2 separate regions of the Mus musculus genome follow, and region 1 is linked to region 2. Evidence: chromatin loops called from intact Hi-C (ENCODE). Cell type or tissue: left cerebral cortex. All regions are shown on one strand. Links, peaks and the distances in the headings refer to the core of each region. The heading gives the core; the rest is flanking DNA.

Region 1 (8,882 bases), core at 443-8,442, 1.8 Mb before region 2:
ATAAGAAAAGAACTTTCTGAAGCAAAAACAGACACAAAAGAGCAAATGCTGCCCTCATAAGAAAACTCAATAGCAAACACATAGCAGAGATGCATAAAAGCAAGCAAGCAGAGGAGGGGTCCAAAGAGGAAAATCAGTGAATGTTTATGACAAATATGAACTTCTTTTTTTTCCCCCCAAAGGGAACAAGAGATAGTTTATTCTTTTTTTTTGTTGTTGTTGTTTTTGTTGTTGTTGTTGTTGTTTTAGCTCTGTACCCCATTTTTTTATTATGTATGTATATTGGATGGATCACAGGGCCCCCAATGGAGGAGCTAGAGAAAGTACCCAAGGAGCTAAAGGGATCTGCAACCCTGTAGGTAGAACAACATTATGAACTAACCAGTACCCCGGAGCTCTTGACTCTAGCTGCATATGTATCAAAAGATGGCCTAGTCGGCCATCACTGGAAAGAGAGGCCCACTGGACAAGCAAATTTTATGTGCCCCAGTACAGGGGAACGCCAGAGCCAAAAAAATGGGAATGGGTGGGTAGGGGAGTTGGGGGCGGGGGAGGGTGTGGGAGACTTTTGGGATAGCAATGAACTTCTTTTAAGACATAGAAATTCAACTTGATCAGGCCAAGGCAAGCAAACAGACAACCAAACTCCCTAGCCACTGCGAGGTGAGCAGCCACTTTCAGCCAGCATTTGTCCCCTGTGCACTGTGCTGCACAGGTCTAAAGCAGCAGGGACTCGTGAGAGAGGGCACGGGCCTCTGAATTGTGAGCTAGACCATACCCTCTCTCCTTAGTGGCTAACTGGTCACATTACATCCTCAGTCAGGAAGCAGAGCATGAACAGGAAGTGAGGGCAGACTCTACAACTTCCAGATCTTTCTCCCCTTCATATTCAAGCCACAGCAGTGTCTGCCTCTAATCTGAGGAGCGACAACACTTCACAAGGTCCGTCCCTCTTTAAGGTCAAGCCCCAAGTTCCTGGTCCCTACACTTTGTTCTCCCATCCTCCAGCTGGCCAAGTTCCTGGTCCCTACAATCTGCTCTCCCATCCTCCAGCTGGCTTGTACATTGGCTGGTAGGCTTCAGGGAAGGCCACACTCTGCCCAGCAGTGTTTCGGCTACTCCTCTCCACGTGGACAGTCATAATGGCCAGTGGTCTGTTGCTGCAGCCCAGCGACCGACCGGGGCATCATGGGAAGATGGAGTGCATCCATTTTTGGAATGCATTCTATGACTAAGATCATATTCCAGCTGTTTTCTATTCCTGTGCAAATGTGGGGCGTTTAAATTGTTTGTTTTTTTCTTTTCTTCAATGATTTAAAATTTCATTTCTTGCCCTTCCTTCTTTGATTCTTATCACCCAGGATGCTTTGATCTTCAGCCCTTTTCCCTCTCCAAAGTCTTGTACCTGCTGACACCCCTCCCTCCATACCACATAAAAGCCTGTAGGAAGTATAATGTAAAACTCCTCTCTCTTCACCCAGCATATTCTAGCTGAGTTTATGGATTCAGCTGTTTTGGAACCCTGCCACAATATGGCAGCTAAAGTGATAGAACACCTGAGTAAAGCAGTGTGAGTGAATGGATTGTTTAGTGAAGAGAGCCAGTATAGCTACCAGGCCAAAAACGATGGCGCCCAGTTCTTGTTGGAGGTGAGTTAACAAGATGAGTTCCTTTGGTCTCTTCCTCTGCCATCTCTAGACAATGACATTCATCCTTATTCGCTCTACATCATCGTTATAGGATAGTTTCTGCGTCTCTGGATGTGGTAATTTCATTCCAGGCAAAGGAGAGGTAAGTGATGAGCTATCCCTTGGTGTACATGTATGCTAGTGTCATCTCTTAGAGGGTAAGGTGTGTTTTATTCCTGAAAGCAAGGGGAAGAGGAAAAAATACAAGGAGGGAGAAGGAGGGAGAAAGTTAAGGTGGAAGAAGTAGAAGCCAAAAGACCATTATGGTGGTTGCTCAGCTGGCATTTTAAAGTTGACAATTCTTCAACTTTAATGTGTACATAGGTCATGTTATCATAGAGATCATGAATTAGTAAGTCTAAAGTAGTCTATAAACAGTTCTATGTGATGATAATGGTGCTGGGTATTGGACCACTTTGAGTCTGCTAAGGAGTTTTTAAAAAATTCAGTGTGGGATGTGTGTGTGTGTCTATCTCTGTGTGTCTGTGTATCTGTGTATCTGTCTATCTGTGTGTCTTTGCACGTGACGATCTGTGTGTGTGTGTATGTCTGTGTCTGTGTGTCTGTGTGTGTCTCTGTGTGATGGTATGCATACAGATGTCAGAAGATAGCTTACAGGAAACTATTCTCTGCTTCCACCGGGGATGCTAGGGAGCTCGGGACTGAACTCACGCTATTCAAATCACAGGGCAAGTGCTTTACCCAGTGAGCCATCTAAGCATCCCTAGTTCACTGAAAACTGAACTTCTTCCCAACACAAACTGAGCTATACAAAACATCTCAGTGTGGTTTTCAAACCTCTCAGTGGTCAATACAACGTCTTACTTCACGTAGGTTTTGCCTTCTAAAGGCCTGCGGGGTTCAAACTGATTTCCTTATAACTTATTGACTTACAGAGGTGATTGTACTTCACCCTGCTTCATTGGAAACCACTAGCATGTCTTTCCTTCCGTGTGCCCATCCAATGTCCCTACATAGTCACCTTCTGCATGGTGTCCCTCTGATCTAGTCGCTACTCTGGTCAGGGTGTCTCCAAGAGTCCATGAGAGACTCCATGTTCACAGCATTTTATTTCTCCTGTAGGCTCTCACTGCAAAGTGGTCAGCCTATGTTAGATGAAAGGCATGCACACCACCACTTGTTCCTTCTTTGGTGGATTTCATCTTGTGCCTTCATGGTTCAAGGGAACCTCACATGGGCCATACCACAGAGGTCAGATTATTCTCTACGAAGGGCTATTTCCCTGTCTCTGATCAGGACAGATACTCTGATTTGATTTCAATGCTTAAGTCGGACAGGAAAACATTGCCCACCCCGGTACCCCAACCTCAAAAATGGTTCTAATATATCCTTTGCTCATGGGAAGTAAAGAGCAAATATGTATCATATTTCATCTCAGGGTGGGGACACATGACTCTCTCCAAGGGAACCCCTCAGGTCCCAGCAGACCTCACTTCTTGGATGCTTTAGACATTTATTATTCACATGTCCAAGCTCCAATTAGCAAGCTCTGGTGGTGAATGTACTGCTGTGTTTTACAGAATGAAAATGGTTGGGACTGAGCTAGGAGTGGCTGAGTGAGCCCAGCCTTGTACAACCCTGGGTGTGCCTTCCACTACTGAGCACAGTGGGTCGAGACAGAGATGGTGATGTCCCTCCATTTTACCCACCCCCTCTCATCTAATGGCAACTTGGTTTGGCTTAATTTGCCTGAACGTCTTTAGAAAAAAACAAGCAGGCTCATGTTATTTGGAGAACTTACAACAAATTTAGAAGAGGCCACACTGCCCTGTATGTACTTGATTTCTTTTTTGTGTATAGTTGACCCTGGCGCTTATCCATTCTATTGATTTTGAATCACTCACTTTCTCTGACTCCTTGGGAACCTTCTATTCAATGTCTAAAAATTAATATGGAACAGAAGGATTCAGTTTAGTTGTTCTTTTCTTTCAGATATTCCTCAGTCAACAAATATTTCATAATTCTTATCAGTATTTCAAAACAAACACACACCTCTAGAAACATAGGTTTAGCAGAATTTATTATCCTAAACTTTATTCCTTTGAATGAGATAGAGTACTTTTTACCTGTAAAGATTCTTGTTGTGCCTGCAGACTTATGATAATATAAATTAGGCAAAGATCGTTGGATGAGAGTTTTTATTTTCTTTTTTATAAAAGTCTCTTTCCTCTTGATATTGTGAGAATATAATTTTGAATTCTCAGTTTTTGAGCCCTGTGGACAAATATAGACAGACAATGAGGAGATTGAAACTCTTTAAATTACCCCAATTAAGTGAAATGTTTTGAGCCTCTGCACATAATGACTCCTTCACCGTTCTTGCAGGACCACGAGGAGGAATTGACTCCATTTAGACCTTGAAATAAAAAATCTGTATAGCTTTTATCTGTATAATTTCTTATTCTTCTCTGTAGAGCCACCAATGCCTAGTCGACTCTGTATGAATAATCTTAGTTGACAATCAAAATACGTTAGTCCCCAGTGACCCCAGAGCAACGAAGTCCACCTTTTCTCATCTGAAGGCCATTTGGCAAACAGAAGGGAAATCTCATTTCTATGTTTTGGAGGCTCTTTCCAGTGAGAATTGTCCTAGGAGAAGATTCCTGGATCTTAGACCCATGCCTTCTTTATTTTGCTGAGAGAATGTATAGTAAATTTTCATTGTTTCAGACCTGACTTCAAATGCTGTCCTGCTCAAACTAGTAAGCTCAAAATTCTCTCCACCTTTGGCCAGAAGGGGGAAGCAGCCGACTGCATCTGAGACTTGGTGCAGGGTTTCCAGCAAAAACTTGGCACCTCAGATTAATTAGGATTCACCAAGTTAACGGTTGAAGCACTACACAGCAATCCCACGTCACTTTGTAAGACTATACGTGTGGCAGTCAGATATGTGGCATATTGTTCGTTTACCCTTTGAAATGATGTGGTTTCTCTCAGGCTCTGGCTGTGTGAAACTCAATGCTGATGGCCTCTGCCTTGAATTGGAGCTTTACTGGTGGATCTGGGGATCAACAAGAAAGCAACCACAAAGCCAGCCATGTTGTTCTGACTGGTTATGTTTGCTTTGACATGAGGAAACGGTTTTTAATTAATTGGTGGCTACATCCGAGCCTATAGCAACATACACTGCTCTATTTTGACCTCAATATGTACTTAAACTAAAAGTATATGCTACATTGCTTTACCTCTCTCAGAATGTAGTGACTCTCTCTATAGCTCTCCTATTATCTGTTCTAATGGATTTAGCAATACTTAAGGTTTGCAAAAAAAAACTATTTTCCCCTCAACAAATTTGTGTTTCAAAGGCCAAGTGAAGTTGAACACTGGAGACTTTTTTTTCCCCTGGGAAATTCTATTGAAAGAGGGGGAAAAAACAAAACAAAACAAAACAAAACAAAAAAAACAGTGTCTGCTATTAAGCATATAGGTCGGTGTATCATTAGATTGATAATGTGCCATTTTTATTTTGAGTGCTGCTAGATCTATTTAACTATTGTGACTGTCTTATGATGTTTCTGTCCTATGATGAAACACCACAGTCAAAAGGCATGCTGGGGAGTAAAGGGTTTCTTTGGCTTACTTGCCCACATTGTCTTTTACCACCACAGAAGGTCAGGACAGGAGTTCAAGCAGGGCTGGGACCTGGAGACAGGAGCTGATGCAGAGGTCATGGAGGGGTGCTGCTAACTGGCTTCCTTTCTCTGATTTGCTGCTTTCTTATAGAACCCAGGATCATCAGCCCAGGGATAGCACCATGCCAATGGGCTGGGCCCTCCCTCAGTGATCACTACCTGAGAAAATGCCTTACACGTGGATCTGATGGAGGCATTTCCTCAACTGAGGCTCTTTCCTCTCTGATGACTCTGGCTTGTGTCAAGTTGACACGAAGCCAACCAGTAATGTATGATAGTCCTTCCAGGGTCCAAAAGATGCTCTATGGTCACCCAGCCTTTATAGAAGCAGGGTTGTTAGTTGTTCTTGGTTCTAGTTACAGATCTAGTTTTAACAGAGCAATGTAAATCCTGGTTTTCAAATATAATCTTTAATCCTTAAATATATTCAGCTTTTAAAAGTTTTTTTCTTGATTTCACTAAATTCTTACATGAAACATATAACATGTAGCCAAAGAAAGCTAACAATATCATTAGCTCAAAATCTATATCCAAGTGAATAAAGAGTCTTTGGCAAATTAAAGATGGTCAGGAGTTCTTTGAGATTACTCTCCACAAAAATAAAAAAATAAAAAAAAATAAAATAAGGGACATGTATTCTCTTTCCTGGAATTTATATGGGTTCTTAGGTGCCCTTGACACATACTATATGTTAAAAGTGGTACTGGACTGGCTTTCTATTTATGGCCTTCAGATTTTGAAAACTCTTGCTTGTTGCCTCCTGGAGCATTGACTCCTGGACTCGAGCTGCCATGCGGTGAACGAGCCCCATGTGAAGTGTGGGGAGGACCAGATGGAGAAATGAAAGGTCCTAACCGAGCAGCAATTTCGATGATTTCCTACATGACTGTCATGGGAGCAATCCTTTTCAGAAGTGTTTTTACTTTCTCAGGCCAGCTCCTTTCATCTTCTGGGACTACTAGAGATAGGTTGCGCTTGTTAATCCTTGCTCAAATTGCTGAAATGAGCCAGATATTGGTGGTGTGTGATAAAGCTTTTTTTGGGGAGATGCAATGCACGTGACTACTCATACCAGTTAGGGAACTTATGACAGATGAAAGAGCAGATACCATCAAAGATATTGGGGTTACTTACACGAATTTGGGTGAGGGTTTATTTAGAGGAACAGAAATTAGCCCAAAGACTACCCCAGCATGGGCATCAGCTTACAAAGCTGGAAACCTGGAGCAGGCTGCACAGCCTGCAGGTACCTCAACAGATTGGAGAGTGTCCTTTTCAGGTGGCTGAGTTGATCTAAATCTCTTCAAGGTAGCTGGTCTGGTCTCAGAGTCTTCTTTGCAACTCAGCTTGACTGAATCTTCTTGGCTGCTCAGTTTCCTTTTCTGAGGGGAACTCTTAACTTTTATTGCTTGCTTTGGCAGGGAGGGGTCTAGTGAATCTGTTCAGTTTCAGGGACTTCCTGAAGCTAACTTGAATTGCTTATCTTCCGGCCTATGGAGCTTCTTGCAGGATCAAATATTTCAATCTCAAAGGAGTTTTTTTTTTTTTAATATAATAAATGTACTTTTGATTCTAGCCTTAAAGTTTTGGGAGAGTTTGATATACAACATTACACACTGAATATAATTATTCAACAAAAACACAATTTTATTTCAAAGATGCTGCTTTAAGACATGTGACATTAATCTGATGGGTCTTCACATGCCTCTGCCAGCCCAGGAGGAAAATAAAAAACGAGTGTTAGGGAAGGGAGATGGCGCTGATGAGATTTAAGCCTCGTCTTGCACACGTCAGACTTGCAGTGTTAATTGCTTTATTGCCATTGAACAGAACCAGTATGTTTAGAATTTGTACCCTATACCAAGCATGAGATTGTGTCATGCCATCATTTATGTGTGAGATCAGCAACACTTTATGTGGACAAAAGGCTTGGAAGGCATTTTAGGAACACTAATGAACAACAACAAAACCTCCTTATTTATTGTATAATAGTGTTCAGAGCTTGTTCTCAATGACTTGAATTGGCAGAGAACAGGTATAGGGAAGAGTGTCGAGAGCTGAGCAGTATTTTTCTGTTGTTCACTGAAAGGGCCTTCAGACTGAGCTAGAAGACCCGGGAATCTGGTTCTTTTAGAAGGCACATTCTCACATGCACATGGACATACTTATAAAATAACTCTTTGAGAGCACAAAGATAATGTATTCTATGGCTTTAACAGGCCTCAGAATCGCCTGAGGGCCTATCCAAATTCAGAGTGCAGAACTGAAGAGATGGCTCAGTGGATACGATCACTTTCAGGAGACCTGGCGTCAGTTCCCAGCACCCACGTCAGGTGGCTCACTACCATCTATACCTCAAGTTCCAGTGTCCCCTCTTCTGGCCTGAGGGGGCACTGCATCCATTTGGTAGACACATCCACCAATCAGGGGTGTGCCCATATAAAAAAATGAACAAAAGTCTTCAAAATAAAAACTGCATAGGTTCAATCCTGTAGATTATGAAATATATAATAGGAATTTACATTTCCAACAAATTGTCAGGTAACGCTAATGTACACCAAGAGCTACTGTGTTAAAAAGAAATAAGGCACAACAAATGTTAGGTGCAGTGTATGACATTTAGAATTTGAAGATTAAAGTTAGGCATGATGGCGTGTGTCTGGACTTGCAATTACTTGGGAAGCTCAAGCCAAAGGGTCATCAAAGCCTAGAAGTTTGGACCAAACTGCTACACACACACACACACACACACACACACACACACACACACACACACACACAGTGGTGGGAGGAGGTTTGCATCACTAATATGTGTGTTTAGTGAGACATCACTCACACCTCACTAAATCAGAGAAGCCCTTTTTTTCATTTTGTGAAGAATAACACACAGACCCATAATCAGTCAACATACAGAGATGAAAGACCTCAGAGTACTTAGCCCTAAGGGTCATCTATGCCACATTTTATGCCTGGAAGGCTCAGGAATCACCGTGGGGGGTGGGGAGGGGAGAAAGGTTGTAAGAGCCAGAGATGGATGACTACAAGAAACTTTTCTGGAAGCAACAGGGCAGCTGCACACAAGAACTCATAGTGGTTGTGATGGGATGAATGCACAAGACCAGTACAAGCTCATGGTAGACAAAAATCCCAGCATAGGAGGGGGGAGGTGGACATGCAGTCCCATTTCTAGCTGGAAAGCTGGCAGTTGATAACTGCTGGGAGGAGAGTCAGTATTCTTTAAGGGTGAGCACTTGGTAGGTCAACCACTGGGTGTGTTCCCATTCCCAAGAGAATGGGCAGAGTACATATAGCCATTAATAGCTGCCAGGAGGAGTTTCAGTATTTTAAAGAGTGTGTACCTGGTAGGTCAACCATGCTCCAAGAGATGATTTCACACCTAGGAGTATATGGCAAGCACAAATTGGGTTTGAATAAAAATAGTACATAAGTTAGATGGCTAGGAAAGTGGGATAGAGTTTAAAGAAGTTAGGAAGAAGAAATGAATATGATCAAGATACATTGGATGAAACTATTAAAGAAT
Region 2 (8,882 bases), core at 426-8,425:
TATTTTAGTCTCTGAGTTCCTCCCTCCCTCTGCCTTCCTCCCCCTCTTCCTGTTGTCTTCTCTTTCTTTTATTTTCTAAACAGGGTCTTACTATGTAGCCCGGGCTGGCCTCACACCCATTGCAGTCTGTCTGCCTGTATGTATGTATGTATGTATGTATGTATGTATGTATGTATGTATGCATGCATTTTGGTTTTTGAGACAGGGCTTCTCTGTGTATCCTTGGCTGTCCTAGAACTTGTTCTGTAGACCAGGCTGGCCTCACACCCAAAAATCAGCCAGTCTCTGCCTAGTCCTGAGATCAAATGCAAGGGCCACCACTGCCCGATTATCTATCTATCGATCTATCTATCTATCCATCCATCCATCTACTTTCTTCTTTCTTCGTTTTTGTTTTGTTTTGTTGTTGGAGGTAGAGTCTCTCTATACAGCTCTGGTTGTCCTGGAACTCCCTTAGTAGAGCAAGTTGGCCTCCAAATCACAGAGAGCTGCCTGCCTCTGCTTTCTAGGTGCTGGGATTAAACACTGGGCCACCAACACCTTGCTGGATAATTTCTTCATATCAGAGCCTTGTTTATTTTCTCAAACGTGGCTTAAAGGACAGCTCTCGGTGCTTGTAGGTATGTTGGGCTTTGTAAAACTAATATTTATGGACAATCCCAAAATGACAAGCCAGATGGTTCTGCGTTTCAGATATAGCTGGTTCTTCAGGGTCTGGGGAGTTTTGCTTCTGTGTGTTTTTAAAAAACATTTATCCCGGGCTGGAGAGATGGCTCAGTGGTTAAGAGCACTGGCTATTCTTTCAGAGGTCCTGAGTTCAATTCCCAGCAACCATATGGTGACTCACAACCACCTGCAATGGGGATTTGATGCCCTCTTCTGGTGTGTCTGAAGACAGCTACAGTGTACTCATATACTTAAAATAAGTAAATAATTCTTTTAAAAAAAATTGATCCCCCCCCCCAATAAAACAGTATTTGATACTTTCTTGGCACCCTAGAGAGACCTTCAACAGCATTGTGCTTTTCTCTATCTTTATTTCAACGTGCTGAGTTTTATTCAGGTTTTTAATTGGCAATTTAACAAAGCCACTGAGGTGAGAGATGTCTGGAGGATGTTCGACAGAGCGTTCTGACATCACCTGTCCCCAAACTTAAACCTTCAGGTTTTGAAGCTCCCAATGTACATTGCATAACCTTTTTAATTAGAAGATTTCAGCCAGGAGGCTGGGAATGTGAGAATTTCATCATTTTCCTTTGAAGAGTGGTGCTCAGAAGAAGGGAAGGGACTGCTTCCCCTCCCCGACCCCAGAGTGATTGAAAACAAATACACAAACCTGACAATTTATACACACTTTCTGACTTGGAGAATTGCTATGTAAAATACGCAAATTATAGGATACTCCGATAATTGTGGTCTTCACCCTAAATAGTTTATTTCTAATTATGAAAAACTGGTTTTCATTTGCCTCAGGAACTTTTAAAGGCAAAGCTGTCTATGACCCTCAGTAGAACAAGGATTTTACAGCAGCATTTGGCTGTTTCAGGCTTCTATTTTAATTTTTTGAAAAATTAAATTCGAATGAAGCTCATACGTTTAATAAAGAAAGAACATGTACTTAAAACAGTCTCCTCTTTTTATTAGAATATCCAAGCAATGATTATTACCATACGAAATAAGTGTGTGCATGTAAAAAAAATACCCAGTTTAAGCATTCCAATTTCATTCAAATATTTAATACAAAAAAAAAAAAAATCCTACGATTTCAAGCATTACTTTTAACATATATAAGTGTTCTTTAACTCTACTACTAGAAACAAGTGGGCATCCTACGGCTTTGGCAACTCCCAGTGTGTTGAAACGCCAGCATGCAATAGGGAAAATTTGACTTGTGGTGTTTGAGGTTAAACAGTGGCTTGGCTCAAGACTCCCAAAGAGACAGAATTCAGTACATTTTCCATAATTTTACCCTGAGGAAGGAGTCATCAGAACTAGACGTTGAGAGCATTAAGGCTTTTATGATAATGCCCCTTGTAAAAATGTGAAGTATGAGTATACTGAGCCCTCTACAAACCTATATGCTGACTCCAGTTCACTCCCATACAGTTATCTGAGAACTACTGAGACTATTAGTAAAAGAGGTAATTGAATGTCCAGACTGGTGGCCGGTCCTCTCTATACACATTTCCTAAGGAGTTAATACATTAGTGTGTATCTTGGATTAAAGATCTGATAAGATTTTTTTTTTTAAACTAATAAATGTAAACTGAGAGGACAGAATGATCAGTGATGTTAGGTAACCATTGCCTATCTTGGTCAGGAAGTGTAAAGAACTCCAAAGTTAATAAAAGGCTCTTTAATGTTGTGTGTGTGTGTGTGTGTGTGTGTGTGTGTGAGAGGCAGAAAGAGAGAGAGAGAGAGAGAGAGAGAGAGAGAGAGAGAGAGAGAATGTGTCCCAGCAAGGAGCTCAACCTCTACTGAAAAGAAAACCAGAAAATGAATGTTACCTAATTAGGCAGACCTATGCCTGCCCGTGTCTTTAATGTGCTGCAAAGAGTCTGGACACTGTGGGGCTGGAGAGTTAGGAACACTAGATGAGGCCACATGTATATCTTTGATCCCAGCACTCAGGAGGCATAGGCAGGCAGATCTCTGAGTTCGAGGCCAGCCTCGTCTACAGAGTGAGCTCCAGGACAACCAGGGCTATACAGAGAAACCCTGTCTCAAAAAACAAAAACAAACAAACAAAAAAACAAAAACAAAAAACAAAACAAAACAAAAAAAAAACACGTGATGCTCTTGCAGAGGACTCAGGTTCCTAGCACTCAGATGGCAGCTCACAATCACCTGTAACTCCACTTTCGGGGTATCTGATGCCCTCCACTGGCCTCCAAGAGCACCAGGCATACACATGGATGCACAGACATTTATGCAGGCACAGACATTCAGAAGTGCAAAAGACTCACATACACAAAGAATAAAAATAAATGTGTGTTTTTTTTTTTTTAAGAGTCTGGACAGAGAACTAATATCTTGTGACAATAAAGTTTCCCTTTCAATGTTGTCAGTGTGTTCCATGCCACCCACTCCAGTCTGCCCAGTCCTCACCCTGGTCCCTTTCCTGCACGCAATCCTACAGTCGTAAGTCTTCTGGGTAACTGGAGCTACAGACGCACACAGCTGTATTAGGCTATTTGTCCCGCCTGTCAGAACCAAGCAGATATAGTAGGAAGGCAGCTGAAAATCCAGTAATCACAATTTGACTGAGACGTACTAGGGATGAATAAGAAACAACAAGAAGAAATGAAATCATTAAATGAGCAAGTGTTTAAAAATTTTTTTTACCAAAAATCCATACGACAAAAATGTGTTAGGACAGTAGCAAAAAGAAATCTTCCCCAAGTTTCGTGATTCTTAAATCTTCACACCATACCGAAGCTCACAATTTCTGTAAGGATGCAATTGAATGTTAGCATTCAAAAGGGGGGCAGGCTTCTGTTTTTAACATTTAGTTATTTACTTTTTTTATTGTGTGCATGTGCTCATTTGTAAAGGTCGGAGGAGAGCTTGCAGAAATCCTGCTTCCCCTTCTATCGTGTAGGCCTCAGGGACTGAATTCAGGTCATCGGGGCTTGGTAGCAATCACCCTGACCTACTGTACTAGCCCGTGGTTCCTATTTCTAAGGCGTGCTTTACACCACTTCTTAGCAGAGGTACATTTAGAAACTGATTGAGCCGTGGCGAAGGACATATCTTCTAAAGTCCTCAACCTCTTGTTGAGACGGACAAACAACAATTAATCTCAGGGCCATCAAATAAACAACCCCAAGACAAACCTCCAATAACTCCTTTCCCTAACGTCTTGAACTTCTGTTGGCCAACGAACTAAATATTTTTCCTAAACCTTTGCTGCCCTCGTGTGTCCCTTCAGAAAACTGACGGATAAAACTAAAGCCTGGTCTTGGACTTCGGGCAGGAGGCGGGCTGGGGGGGGGGGGGGGGCGGAAGGCGGGGCTGTTCCGCACTTTAGGTCCCGTAAACACAGTCAAAGAAACCTGGTAAAGGAGCCATGGTCAGGAAGAAGGACCAGAGAAAGAATGTGGAAATGAGGAGGGAGGGTCTGACTTTTGCCACGGGCTTCTGGGATAATCCTGTCCTGCCTCAATTCCTTTGTCCCAAATTCTTCCAACTTGAAACCAGTAGCAACTGGTAGGAGGAACAGGGAGATCTGCTCTGAGGTCTCATCTAGCTCTTAGACTCAGTCATTCTCCTGGAGGGTAATAAAAAAGGAGTTTGGGAAAACCCAGTTACCCGTCTCTAGCCAAGCCATCAACTTAAAGGTCAGTGTGCCAAAAGCTTGTGAATGCCCTTCCTGTTTCTTCATCGGAATCCATGACCTCCGCTTTCTGTCATCTTGGCAAACCTGCTCCAGTTGTCCGAATAGCTCTGACGAGAACGACTTCGGTTCTGTAAATGGCCAACCATTGTGCTCTGTCCCACAGTAACTTAAAAATAAAAACGGCCTTCTGTGGCTACAGGAGGAGTGAGGAGGAAGTTACTGTCGCTCCCCATTCCTCTCAGGGTTTGTTTTGTTATGAAGTAGCCAAGTGTATAAAGAGGAGATAGGAAAGGAACCTCCTTTGCCCAAAGGGATGGATCTTGGCTTAAGCGTCACACATTTGGGCAAGTGAGATGGTTCTTTGGATAAAGGCTCATGCAGCCAAGCCCAGCCACTGGATCCTGATCCCGGGGATCCACATGGTGGAGGCAGAGGCAGGCAGATTTCTGAGTTCGAGGCTAGCCTGGTCTACAAAGTGAGTTCCAGGACAGCCAGGACTATACAGAGAAAGAAACCCTGTCTCAAAAACAAAAAACAAACAAACAAAAAAAGACAGACTCCAGCGAGCTGTCCGTCCTTGAAGCTCCACACTGTGCGGAGCTGGAGGCAGCACCTCTGGAGAGCTCTTAGGACAACTCTGTGGGATTTGTCCTCTCTTTCCACCTTGGGAGTTCAAGAGATCCCCACCAGGCATGGCAGAAAGCATGGTTACCCACAAAGTCATCATTCCTGCCCCTGACAAGATAAAAAAAGATTCTCACACTTACTGGTTCACATCCTTGTCTACAGGAATTCGGATGCTTCTGGGAAATCCATAAACACACTGAGAGATGGCTCACTGATAAAGAGGAGCACACTGCTCTTCCGCAGCAACTGAGTTTGGATCCCAATCCCTATGTCAGGAGGCTTACAGCTGCTTGCAGCTCCAGCTCCTGGGAATTCAATGCATCTGACCTCAGCAGGCACCAGCATTCACGTGCACATAGATCCCCCTCCCCATTTATGTAATTAAAAGAATAAAATAAATCTTTAAATTAGAGAAAAAATGACTAAGGCCAGGGAGAGTATGCAAAGATTCAAGTTTAATTGCTTTAGAGATTGGCAAATTTTTGAAAACTCCATGGTTTATGGCTAGGCCCAGAGAGTGGCACTATTAGGAGGTGTGGCCTTGTGGGAGTAGGTGTGTCAATATGGCTTTAAGACCCTCATTCTAATTGCCTGGAAGTCCGTATTCTGCTAGCAGCCTTCAGATGAAGATGTAGAACTCTCAGCTCCTCCTGCACCATGCCTGCCTGGATGCCACCATGATCCCATCTTGATAACGGACTGAACCTCTGAACCTGTCAGCCAGCCCCAATTACATGCTGTCCATATAAGAGTTGCCTTGGTCATGGTGTCTGTTCACAGCAGTAAAACCTTAACTAAGATACTGGGTCATAAATCCGGTTATGTACAACTTGAAAGGAGGGATGGAGAGGGAGGCAAGGTCTTATGTGTGCCAGGCAGGCCTCAGACTTACTAAGAAGCCAAGAATGATCTTGAACTCCTCATCTTCCCTTTTCCACATTTTAAATCCTACGATTACAAGGCATCCAACACCACATCTGTTTTGGAGCAGTACCTGCCATCCCACGGTTTCCCGTGGTGCCAGGATCGAGCTCATGGCTTCATACACTCTAGACAAGCACTTAACCAGCCGAGCTGGATCTCCACCTCAATATATGCAATTATTAAAGTTATTTTGATTTCCATTTTCTATGTGATTATTATCAACTATTACAGTTATTATAGTTTTTTGTTGTTTTTGTGTTGTTTTGTTTTTGCAACAGGGTCTTAGAAATAGCTCAGACTGGCTCAACTCCTACAGTCCTCCTGCTTCAGCCACCTGAGTGTGCTAGTGTGAGTTACCATGCCCAGACTACATGTGATTATTAGTGATAAAAGCTTAATTGACATTTGGCTTGAGTATATAAATTATTGAGTTTTTACTGTCATTTCAAGACTCTCTGATTGTTCTTAAAACATAACTTTTCATCAGTATGTTTGAAATTCCTGCATTCAAACTTATTTTTTTCTATCTTTAGCTTCTTCTCATTGGTATTATGCGTGTGTGTGTGTGTGTGTGTGTGTGTGTGTGTGTGTGCGTGTGTGTGTATGTGTTCGGGTGTGGGCACATGTAGGGCTGTGGGTGTGGGGGAATAAAGGGAGTGGGAGAGGAGTGCTGCACACTTTCCACGCTGCCCTGGGTGGGTGTCTGGCTGTGTGAAGCCACAGAACCCAGCCCAATTGGGGGTGGACAGGGGGCAGTCCAAGGTCTCTGGGTCTCATGTAGGCCACAGATAACAGGTTCTCAGTCTCAGGCATCCCAGACGTTGCTGGACACCACAGAAGCGCTGAGGACAAAATGGGGTCCCCAGGGGTGACTTGGTCATCCCCAGGGACGAAGGAAGAAGAGGGCAGGGAGAGAGGGGGCACTGGGTGGTTCCCACGCTGGCGAAAGTCCTTGGTCTGGTCCGTGGCTGGAGCGCAGGAAGGTCTTCAGGCAGGAACTTAGATGTGGATCTTTAGGGGAAAGCCAATCCCATCGTTCAAGTATGGCGGGCCTTGATGAGCAGAGATGGTCTATGGTTTTAGAGCTTTATTGTAGAAAGGCAGGGAGAAAGAGAGAAGGTCAAAGAAAGAGAGAGGCTGGCCATGGCCACATGAAGAGAGGGGGGAAGGGAGAGAGAGAGAAGGAGGACTAGAGATGAGAGTAAGAAAAGTGAAAGCTGGGGCTGGAGAAATGGCTCAGCGGTTAAGAATACTGACTGCTCTTCCGAAGGTCCTGAGTTCAATTTCCAGCAACCACATGGTGGCTTACAACTATCCTTAACAAGATCAGGTCTCCTCTTCTGGAGTGTCTGAAGACAGCTATAGTGTACTTACATATAATAAATCTTTTTAAAAAAAAAAAGTGAGAGCTTAAAGAGAGCAAGGAGGGGGCTGGAGAGATGGCTCAGCGGTTAAGAGCACTGACTGCTCTTCCAGAGGTCATGAGTTCGGTTTCCAGCAACCACATGGTGGCTCACAGCCATCTGTAATAGAATCTGATGCCCTCTTCTGGTGTGTCTGAAAACAGCTACAGTATACTCATATAAATGTAATAAATAAATCTTTAAAAATGTGGCTATATAGGCCGGAGAGATGGTTCAGTGGTTAAGAGCACTAGACTGCTCTCCCAAAGGTCCTGAGTTCAAATCCCAGCAACCACATGGTGGCTCACAGCCATCCATAATGAGATCTGATACCCTCTTCTGGTGTGTCTGAAGACAGCTACAGTGTACTTATATATAATAAATAAATAAATAAATAAATAAATAAATAAATAAATAAATAAAATCTTTAAAAAAAAGAGAGAGAGCAAGGAGGGGCCAAACAGCTCCTTTTTTTAAGGTTTTTTTTGTTTTGTTTTGTTTTGTTTTGTTTTTTGTTTTTTTTTTTAGGTTTTTTTAGGTTTTTTTGAGACAGGGTTTCTCCGTTCAGCCCTGGCTGTCCTGGATCTCACACTGTAGACCAGGCTGGCCTCGAATTCAGAAATCCGCCTGCCTCTGCCTCCCAAGTCAAGCGGTTCCTTTTTACTGTGGAGAGGAGCATAGCTGGCTATTGTCAGGTAACTTTTGGGGGCGGAGTCTAGCCAGAATGCCAGGGACTTGGGGCTTTGTCTGTGTGACTGATAGTCACAGAATTATGGAGTTGGGGGCTCTGTGGTGGCAGGCACCTGTCTCTAGGAATGTGGCTCACTGTTCAGTCCCTTGTAGAGTTTTCTACTTGGTCTCCAGAGCAAGCCTCACTCAACCAAAACAGGCTGCCTTTCACAGCCCCAAGGCACATGACACAAATGTGAAGGTAATGATAGGATCGCCTTAGCTGTTGGTCCTCAGTTTCGAGTTTCTATCCAATTTGACATTAGGTTTTTCTTGTTTGTAGATACTTGAAATTTACTGGCCAGCCAGCCTCACCAAAATGAGTTCCATATTCAGGTAGAGAGCCTGAATATGTGGCTCAAAAATAAGACAAAGAGGGATTGAAGAAGACATCCAGTGTCAAACTCTGACTTTTATACACACCCACACAAACATATACATATACCACACACACACACTCAAAAACATCAATATCAATATATAAATGATATGTCTCTGATTATAGGATTCCCAATCATGGTCATATTTACGAAACCTACCTCATGTATCATCCACCAGTAGCAGATAGTGTAGACATTGGCCTCCTATGCCTTACCAGACAAGGTACCAATTGATCACATTCGCAGTTGCCCACAGAAACCTGACTCAAGTCACCTATATTCTTTCTTTTAAGATTTATTTATTTATTATATATAAGTACACTGTAGCTGTCTTCAGACACTTTTGCTTCTCACGCTGGCCCCGCTCGCTCACTGCAGCTATCTTCAGACACCCCAGAAGAAGGCATCAGATCTCATTACAGATGGTTGTCAGCCATTATGTGGTTTCTGGGATTGGAACTCACAACTTTTGGAAGAGCA

Evidence for each region. A loop is a pair of places that touch in the nucleus more often than their neighbours do. Peaks named below come from ENCODE experiments on the same cell type or tissue, not always from the same donor. Only the 100,000 strongest peaks of a DNase experiment are listed, where the experiment ranks them.
Region 1: it touches region 2 in a loop (5-fold over the local background); 11 of 42 quality-filtered maps call a loop at or near these places.

The regions. Positions count from the first base shown.
Region 1 is chr13:38,988,243-38,997,124 of GRCm38, forward strand. No RefSeq gene overlaps it. Among named protein-coding and RNA genes, the nearest start is that of 5033403F01Rik, 32 kb to the left of the region's middle. In left cerebral cortex, for the core only: a CTCF peak has its summit at 4,436 (motif pointing right); a DNase peak (open chromatin) is centred at 4,455.
Region 2 is chr13:40,745,337-40,754,218 of GRCm38, forward strand. No RefSeq gene overlaps it. Among named protein-coding and RNA genes, the nearest start is that of Tfap2a, 16 kb to the left of the region's middle. In left cerebral cortex, for the core only: CTCF peaks have their summits at 3,902 (motif pointing left) and 7,477 (motif pointing left); a DNase peak (open chromatin) is centred at 3,896.